Linked DNA regions of Homo sapiens: region 2 is linked to region 1. Evidence: read pairs that join two places in POLR2A ChIA-PET (ENCODE). Cell type or tissue: B cell. All regions are shown on one strand. Each heading gives the region's core, and the rest is flanking DNA. Links, peaks and the distances in the headings are about the cores only. Region 1 overlaps AREL1 (apoptosis resistant E3 ubiquitin protein ligase 1). Region 2 overlaps NPC2 (NPC intracellular cholesterol transporter 2).

Evidence for each region. ChIA-PET counts read pairs that join two places held together with the same protein. Peaks named below come from ENCODE experiments on the same cell type or tissue, not always from the same donor. Only the 100,000 strongest peaks of a DNase experiment are listed, where the experiment ranks them.
Region 2: POLR2A ChIA-PET joins it to region 1 with 8 read pairs; 2 of 35 experiments call an interaction of 5 or more read pairs at or near these places.

Annotation. Positions count from the first base shown.
Region 1 is chr14:74,681,079-74,688,138 of GRCh38, reverse strand. AREL1 (apoptosis resistant E3 ubiquitin protein ligase 1) reads left to right here. Exons shown (of 20, transcript NM_001039479.2): 3 at 2,479-2,539; 4 at 3,459-3,685; 5 at 4,606-4,843. The coding sequence starts at 2,524. Among named protein-coding and RNA genes, the nearest start is that of AREL1, 28 kb to the left of the region's middle. In B cell, for the core only: no CTCF peak of the experiment used is centred there; a DNase peak (open chromatin) is centred at 3,508; H3K27ac peaks cover 506 bases.
Region 2 is chr14:74,481,549-74,484,232 of GRCh38, reverse strand. All of the region lies in intron 3 of NPC2 (NPC intracellular cholesterol transporter 2), which reads left to right. It also overlaps the pseudogene RAP1AP. Among named protein-coding and RNA genes, the nearest start is that of MIR4709, 2.7 kb to the right of the region's middle. In B cell, for the core only: no CTCF peak of the experiment used is centred there; no DNase peak of the experiment used is centred there.

The DNA of each region.
Region 1 (7,060 bases), core at 2,246-4,745:
CAGGAGAATGGCGCGAACCCGGGAGGCAGAGCTTTCAGTGAGCCGAGATCACACCACTGCACTCCAGCCTGGGTGACAGTGTGAGACTCCGTCAAAAAAAAAAAAAAAAAAAAAAAAAAGTAAGTACTCAGTATTTGTTGGACGAATTATTTTAGGATGAGTTTTTAACCCTTTATTGTAAAATTTTTTAGGCATAAAATTAGAATAGTATAAAGAACTCCCATGCAGACTGTTCAGGGACAGTAATAGAAGCCATGCCTTTTGAAATTCAGATGCATTTCTCTTTGAAGAAAGTGTGGGCCAGTAGAGAGGAGTTTCCTATCAGCTTTGAAGTAAAGGAGTAGTGATACTGGCGCTACTATTGATAATAATTGTAATAATCATTAAAACTTTGAGAACTCACTGTGTGCCAGGCACTACTGTAGGCTGCTTACATGTGTTAACTCATTTAATCCTCACAGCACCCCGTGAGGTACATATAAGGAAACTGGCACTCCTTTACAAAGATTAAATGACTTGTCCAGGGTCACATTATGAATGATGGGGCATGGATTTGAAGCCAGGTAATCTAACTCTAGAGTCTGCCCCCTTATCCTCTATCTTATGCTATTTGTTATGCTGTTTGGCTAGAGCTTTGATGGCCATGGGGAGTTGCATTGAAGTCATATCATACTAAAGGAGATGATACCATAGAAATTATTAAATTGCAACTCTTTTTACAGCAATGAGATTCTGAAGCCTAGATAGGTCACACAGTTTGCAGTCCTGGGATTGTTCTCCAGGCTTTTCAATTACTGCATGTCAGCTGTCTCTCACAGAAGGGTTGTTGTAGTTGTCAGAGATAGTAGGTGGGAATTTTTCTAGCCCTCATGACTCAAGCCATACATTTGGCACTGCTTTTATTCCTCTAAGAAGACCACAAATCTGTAACACCAGCCACATATACTTCATTTCTTTGCTGAGTGCTGTAACTTCCCTGAGGACCAGAAATTTCACATCTAGGGTCAGATCGAATGGCATCCCGCTGAGGAAGTACCTAAGGCAGTTAAACTGCCAGTTTTGGTCCCACCAAGTCATCTAGTGCATCCTGTAAGATGCAGACAGATGCTTTTTGAGAGATCGTAGCAGATTTTTGAGATGATAGCTGTTGGGTCCCCAGCTAATTCAGCATAGGGTCCCAAGAGATGAGATACTTGTTTGGGAAGGAGGTTCAGTAGTTGTGATCCCAAATTTTGGCTCTTTATATTGTCTGTAATAGACCCTTTTGGGAGCACCTTCATCCACGTGACAATTCTAATGTTCCCAGTGTGGATTTCTTTTCTAGTAGGACTTTAGATAATCACTCTAAGTAGGATTTGTATGAAACTTTTGACGGTCATTCCTCAAATTACCTACTCTCTGTGGGTTCCACTGGGTATATTGTTATCAGAGGAACTAAGCAAGCACAATCAGATGTAAAAACACACCCTGAAAAAAAGTTGTTTTGGTCCCTCCCAGATCTGAGCCTAGAAATTTTTAGCTGTCTTGTCTCTACGTAATATTCTAGTGCTGATAAAAGGTGTTGGGTCAAGATAACATTGACAGCCTTAGTGTACGCTGACTTGAAAAGAAAGAGTGCATTCATGCATTGTAAAATAGCATATACAGCCTGTGCTAAGGTCAGACTCAGTGATAAGATATGAACGTTAGCATACATTGCATTTTTCCTTGGCAGTACTTTTATTGGTTCACATGATCAAATGAGTAATTAAGATTGAAGTCTTATTCTGGAAACAAGTTTAACAACAGTGAAAGTCTTCCCTCAGACTCCTACCTTGACAGGCATGACTGAGGATGAGAAGTACAGTCTCCTTTTGTTCCTCTCCTTGGTCTTTCTGCTGAGCTCATCTTCCAGAGGGCCCATTAGTTTGTCTGATTGGTAACAGCATAAATGACTTCACTTTCAGACCCACTGCTTATTATTGGGATGACCCAGAGTTCATTTTAATTACATAATGCCAACATGATGATAATGATACTTGCTTTAAAAAAAAAAAATCTACATTTTATATAGCTATTTCTACTTAGCTGAATTACTCCCAAAAGGCAAACATAAGGGGAAAGTGACTCCATTACCCTCTTTGCATGTGTTAATTAGCACCACTTTGCATGAGGGAGGGAAACTGTCTTGGGAACTATGGATCTAAGAAGATGAAAGCCATGTTACTGCATTTTGAAATTAGCAATAAAGCAAGTGGCTGTTTGTGGTATTCCTAGAGTGGTCAGTAGATTGGAAGTCTTTAAGGGGAATGATGCAGTCTCTTTGTTTCTCTGAAATATATTATACGGCACCTGTCAAGCTAGAAAGAGGATAGGAATAGTAAGGCTCTGGACTAGAGAGAGTTGTTTGGCTCACGCCATACACTCTTCTTTGTCTTACTCTGAGATAGCTATGAGGCAGAGTTGGAGACAAAAACTAAACAAGTTTTCTTTTAACAGCTGCAGCTGTGATCCTCGGCTGTCTGTTGGCATTGACGGGACCTGATGTTTTACGTTATTGGTACGTTATGGAAAGAGCTCTCTCTATTATATTTTTGTAAAGGTTGCTTGGGTCCTTTTTGCCTTTCTGCCTATTCTTTTCCCTTTGAAAATGGAGCTGAAAATATTTCTAGTCGTGCCAGAATGTACCTTCACAGAGTTGGCATTGGAATTCATTCATTTGGGTTTATTGAGCAATTATAGTCAATGCCAGACACTGTTTACTGTGGAGTCTAAAGTTGAATAAGACAAAAATCTGCCTTCAAGGAGTAGGCATTCATAACATAAAGGGGAACGGTCAAGGAGGAGAAAAGTTATACCAGATGAATGTGTAGGAGTTTGAAGGAGCCCAGAAAAGGGAACTGCTAACTCTGGTGGGGATTGGAGAAGACTTTTGCCAAGTACACAAGGGAGGGGAGGGCTCCCAAATAATGCATTCTTTAAGAAGGAAATGGTGGGAACCAAAGGCACATCCTTTTGACTGCTTCTGTGGGGTGCCCAGCAAGTGCAGGAAGGTAGGGAGCAGGGCGGACATTATATGCAGCTCATATAGAGCAAGAGTTTGCAAACTTTTTCTATAAAAGGCCAGAGAGTAAATATTTTTGGTTCCGAAGGCTCATTTCAATGACTCAACTCTGCCAGTGTAGTGCAAAAGTAGCCATAGACAATTTATAAATGATGGGTGTGGCTGTATCCCAATGGAACTTTATTTACCAAAATAGGCAGTGGGTGGGCTTTGGCCTGAGGACTGTAGTTACTGACCCCTGGTGTAGAAGTTCCTTTCTTATCTACAGAGGTAGTGCCCAGTGCAGTGTTTCTTTGGCAGTCTTACAGTCTCATCCTGACCTCCTTTAATTTTTGAGAAATGGCTGGCCTGTTGCATAATGAAAAGCTGTAATGTGTAACTGGCAGGCGGTTTGTGTGTTCTCTCTTTTGCATAGGTGGAATCACAGTGTCTGTGGTTGCATTCTTCTTCACAATTAAGTTCCTCTTTGAGCTTGCCGCACGTGTAGTCAGCTTCCTCCAGAATGAGGACCGCGAGCGCCGAGGGGACCGGACTATTTATGACTACGTGCGGGGAAATTACCTGGATCCCCGGTCTTGCAAAGTCTCCTGGGATTGGAAGGACCCCTATGAGGTGGGCCACAGCATGGCCTTCCGAGTGCATGTAAGGGAATGTTTCTGTCTCCATACCCATTGGGGTTTCTGAGTAACTTGCTTTCCAGAGCCCAGGTGCTGGCCTGGAATGTTAACATTTTCTCTTGTTTTTCAACTCCCTCCAGGAACTAGTGAATTGCTACTATCTGAAGAGTCACAAATTTCTCTGTCATTTTGATTTAATAGGTCCTTAGCTTTGAAGAAGTATAAAGCTTAATGTTACCTTTTCAAAATAAGAAAAATATTACAGAAAAGAGTAAGTATTATAGATAGGGGTTAGCAAATCAGGCCCACCTTCTGTTTCTTTAAATACATTTGTCTTGGAACACAGCCACACCCATTCATCATGTATTGACTATGGCTGTTTTCACACCTGAGTAGTTATGACAGTTGAGTAGTTGTGTACGGTCCACAAAGCCAAAATATTTACTCTCTGGCACTTTACAGAAAAAATTTCCCAACTCCTGCATTGACTTCTCCACTGTAGCATTAAGCTTGGCTTGAGAGTCTGAACCCCTCCTACCTTTGTCTGGTAACGCTTTAGTTCACTCATTGCCAGTGCTGCCGGCTAACTTACCTTTAAATTTGGGTTAGCATTGATAATATAAAGGGCTGGTAAGACCAAGGAGGCAGCATTGGTGGTTCAGAAGTGGCAAGTTAAAATGGACATTTTCTTGATTTAGTGGTAAATTCTACCCTTGTCCTCTGAACAAGTTAAGAATTTGCTCATGACTTAATGGTTTTCTTTAGAGTATTGAGGGGATTTGTTTCTCTCTGTGTTTTTGTGAGCAGGACTGTGAGGAACAGGGTAGGTACTGGGATTTACTGGTGTGGTCTCTGCCAGCTACTTCCTCTCTCCCCACTCACTCTACACAGGAAATGTTTTTTTCCTCTGCTTGCTAACAGGTGTCCTTCTTCTCCCCATGGCAGTTATTCTATAAGAACGGGCAGCCTTTCCCTGCACATCGGCCTGTGGGACTAAGAGTTCACATCTCTCATGTCGAGCTAGCAGTGGAAATTCCAGTGACCCAGGAAGTCCTTCAGGAGCCCAATTCCAACGTAGTAAAAGTGGCCTTCACTGTGCGCAAGGCTGGGCGTTATGAAATCACAGTGAAGCTTGGTGGATTAAATGTGGCATATAGTCCCTACTACAAAATTTTTCAACCTGGTAGGTTCTTTTTTCCTTTCTTTTTCCCTTTGTCTCCTTCCCTCTCTCTCTTTCCATCCTGTCTTTCCTTTTTAAAAATAATACCTTTATTGAGATTTAATTCCCATGCCATAAAATTCATCCTTTTAAAGTATACAGTTTAATGGTTCTTTAAATGCAGCCATCATCACAGTCGATTTTAGAGCATTTTCATCACCTCAAAAAGAAACCCCATACATGTTAGTAGTCACTTTTCCCCCAAATCCCCCAGACCTAGGCAGCCACTCATCTGCTGCCTCTGTGGATTTGCCTGCTGTGTTTGGCTGCTTTTGTCTTGCTGTAAAGAAATACCTGAGACTGGGTAATTTATAAAGAAAAGAGGTTTATTTGGCTCATGGTTCTGCAAGTTGTACAAAAAGCATAGCACCAGCATCTGCTTCTGGTGAGGCCTCGCGAAGCTTCCACTCATGGTGGAAGGCGAAGCGGGAGCAGGAGTGCCTAATGGTGAGAGAGGGAGCAAGAGAGAGAGAGAGGGAGGAGGTGCTGGGCTTTTCTAAACAAACAGATCTTGCATGAACTCAGAACAAGAGCTTATTCATTACCATGAGGAGGGGACCAAGCCATTCATGAGGGATCCTCCCCTATGACCCCATCACCTCCCACCAGGCCCCACCTCCAACACTGGGAATCACATTTCAACATGCGATTTGGAGGGTACAAATATCTAAACCAGATTCAGTCATGCTGTAGCGTGAATCTGTACTTCATTTCTTTTTATTGACAAATAATATTCTATTTTATGTACATGCCGTATTTTATTTATCCTTTCATCAGTTGGTGGTCGAATTGTTTCTACTTTTGGGTACTGTAAGCAACACTACTGTGAACATTTGTGTACAAGTTTTTGTGTTGACATGTTTTTATTACTCTGGGAGTAAAATTGCTGAGTCATTAGTTTGGTTAGTTCTTAAGGGCTAAGGGCTGTGGTATCCACAGAAATAATAGGACCTGGGGTCCCTGGGTAACTTTTGAAGTGAAACCGTACTGAGTGGGGCCTTAAGATTTGTGTATCTTTGCTTGACTAGTCCTTAATTTTCTTTCTCTGATAGCAGAGTAAGGCTCTGGACAAAGTGGCTCTCAAGCCGTCTCTCTTTCCATGTATCCTCTCCTTTGCTTAAGTGCCTCACTCAGATACTCCTTTTCATATGAATTATCATCACCCACCTCTTTGCCACCAGTGGAGAACAGCTCATACCCTTACATGTACCAGCCTTTTTAAAAAAATTAAACTTTTTATTTTTTGATAATTGTATATTCATATGCATTTGTAAGAAATAATGCAGAGATCTGGTGTACCCTTTTCCCAGTTTCCTGCAATGGTAACATTTTCCAAAACTACTAGTACAGTATAACAGCCAGGTTATTGACATTGATACAGTCAAGGTACAGAACATTTCCATCATCACAAGGATCCCTTATGTTGCCCTTTTACAGCCACACCTATCCCCCCCAACCTGTTTCTTTCTTTTTTTTTTTTTCTTTTTTTTTTTGATGGCGTCTCGCCCTGTCGCCAGGCTGGAGTGTAGTGGTGCCATCTTGGCTCACTGCAACCTCCAACTCCCTGGTTCAGTGGATTCTCCTGCCTCACGCTGAGTAGCTGGGATTACAGGCACGTGCCACCACGCCCAGCTAATTTTTGTATTTTTAGTAGAGACAAGATTTCACCATGTTGGCCAGGATGGTCTCGATCTCCTGACCTCATGATCCGCTCGCCTCAGCCTCCCAAAGTGCTGGGATTACAGGCATGAGCCACCGTACCTGCCCCCCATCCCCAACCTGTTCTTAACCCCTGGCAACCCACGAATCTATTCCCCATTTCTATAATTTTGTCATTTGAAGAATATTATATAACTAGAATCATATAGTATATAACCTGTTGGGGTTGACTTTTCCTCACTCAGCATAATTTTCTGGAGATTCATCCAGGTTACTGAGTGTATCAGTAGTTGGTTCCTTTTTACTGCTGAGTAGTACAGGTTGAGTATTCTTCATCCAAAATGCTTGGGACCAGATGTGTGGTTTTGTGGTTTTTTTCTCTCCAAACGTGGTATAGGAATGTTTTGTTGTTTTTGAGACAGGGCCTTGCTCTGTCACCTAGGCTGGAATGCAGTGGCAGGATCATGGCTCACTGTAGCCTTGACCTGTTGGGCCCAAGCAATCCTTCCACCTCAGCCTCCC
Region 2 (2,684 bases), core at 1-2,500, 200 kb after region 1:
GTGTCTCTTCATTCTTTCACTATGACCTGATGGTTAGCCTGGGCCTAATGATGCCATTTGTTTTTTAATATACTAAAATTTAATCATACATAAGAACTGTAATTTAATCTGACAGTAAAACACAAGAAGCAATATTAGAGTTGGTTTAGTATATTGTATATTTTAGCTTTGAAAGTCGTAGAAATCAGTTACCCCAGTTTTTTTCCTATAAAAGACCCATTTTTCCAAAGCATTATGCACAATTTCAATTAGAATATAATGACAGAGGATATTCCATAATTTTTAAAATATAAAATGAGGTAATTGATTCAAAAAAGTTATCTACTGCAATATCAATATCATTACAGATATAAAGTATGATGGTTCAACTTTTTAGTGCTTGATAGGGAGGAATCATGATAAAAAGGTCAATATGAAATCATTTGATTATAGTAGCAATATCTAACATTTGAAATGCATCCATGCTCTTTTGTATAATCATATTAGAGTCAAGTATATTTTCACATCTGTTATGTCTTATTTTCCAAGAGATATACACAGAGCAGTTTTTTTTCTCCAGGGAACTTATACAAACCAATATAAGATCTAAATTCTTCACATAATGTATAAAACAGGAGAAGCCTCTTCAAATTTATTTTTTGAAGTCTGGAATGCTGGCACTTTCCAATTAGGCAATAGTTCTTCATTCCTGTAACCTAGCTCAGAGCTGCTGCTGACTATGGGCCTAGAGCAGCAGACATGATTTCTTTTTAGGCTGTTTCTTTTCCACTGGTGTTTTTCTATTTATCTGTCTGACCAGGTCATAAAATATTTCATTAACATTGACCTTTGACTTTGCAGATTATTCTAAAATGGCACAGTTCCATCACTGTCATGCTAAATTCTGGCCCTGTTCTTTGCCAACTACTCACTCATCTTCCAGGTCACATTTATTGCCAACCAAAATCATTGGAACATCTTCTGTGTCCTTAACCAGTAAAATCTGTTCCCTCAGGTCCTGTAAGTCAAACGTGGACTGAATATACTAGTGCAAAACCTTGGCCATTCTTCATATACAAATCCCTCATTGCTGTAAATTGCCCTGTGCCTGCAGTATCTAGGATTTTAAGCATACACTGTTGGCAGTTGACTTCAACTTGCTTTCTGTAGGAATCTTCTATCGTTGGGTCATATTTTTCAACAAAAATTCCCTGAACAAACTGAACCATCAGAGCAGACTGCCCAACACCTCCTGAACCAAGGACCACTAGCTCACCCGTGATGTGGTCTGTTTAAATACTGATGATTCCCCCAGTCTGGCACCTCCTCCACCTCCTCCTCCCTCCTCCCTCCTCCCTCCTCCCTCCTCCCAGCTGCGGCTCCTGCTTCGGCTCTGCACAGCAACGGCTGATGCCATTTTTATATACAATATTTCACTTGGATCTCATGACCATCCTATGTAGAGGTGATATTATCTCTATTTTACAGCTGAAGAAATTTGAGCCTCTGAAGTTATGCAATATGAACAGAGTCCACTCCACTAAGAAGCAGTGGAGCCCAGGTTTTGAGCTGGGTCTTATAACTCCAAAGCCTGTGCAATGTTAAAAGATTTTAGCCAGGTACCAAATAATTAAAGATCCAAGTTGTCTTAACATTGTCATCAGAAAATCCTGGTTTCTCCATTAATCTCTTAACAAAACAAGAGAGCAGTAGTTTGTTAGCTCCATGGCAGAGAGGTAGCTTTTTCCAGCCTTCTTTCTGCCCTCCAATCCCCACCTTCACCTCTGACCCATCCCTGCTGCACCTACCTCTTTTTCTACCAAGCACTCATAAGGTAGATCCTGCTGCAGTGGACCTGTATTAAAGATATGTATCTTGATAAGAATGGAGGAAATAGAGGGATGGCCTTTTTCCATGAAGAAAAAGAGCCGCATTTCTTGAAATCAAGTAGAACTCAGGAGCAATATCTGGCCATTTATTTTCTAGGAAAGGTAAGTAATTAAAGAACATTCTAAAGAGACTCAAATATAGGATGTCTGTGCTTAAGGGCTGTTGGAGACCTTAGAGGTCAGGGACAGATTAGTAGATGAATATCCACATAACCATGGGCATGTCTGAACCTCAGTTACGTATGCAGTGACTAGTCAGAGCCTGATACGTAGTAGGTACTTAATGTATGGTAGTTATTGTCTGTTAAATGAGTTACATTTAATTTGAAAAATAGCTCAAACTGCTTAAGCACTAAATGAAGCAGTAGTTAATGTATACTAGTCTGGAAAAACTCACAAGGCAAGTTTCAAGAACCTGAATATCAGTGCCACTCACATGTTCCATTGTGAAGAAACATTAGAGTACAAAAGAGAGGTAGTAACTAGTGACAAGTAAGCTAATGTCCACATAAGAAAGGACCTGCAGAGTGTCAGTGAGTTATCAAGAATTGGAAGGGACCACTCACGTGATATGAGTGTAACAAGTCAAGGCAGGGATTTCTGATGAAGTACATTATTAGAAAGCAGTTTAAGGGCGTTAACTGAAAGTATATTGCTACAAAAGGTTGTCATCCTTGAAATTATTCATACAGCTACAGACTTCTCTAGGCCATCTTTTGTGCTTTGACATTTCCATTTCTAGCTAACAAGAACGTTTCCTTATACCTAAGAATCTAAATTTTTTTTACTCTCTGCTCTTCATGGTTACATTGGGAA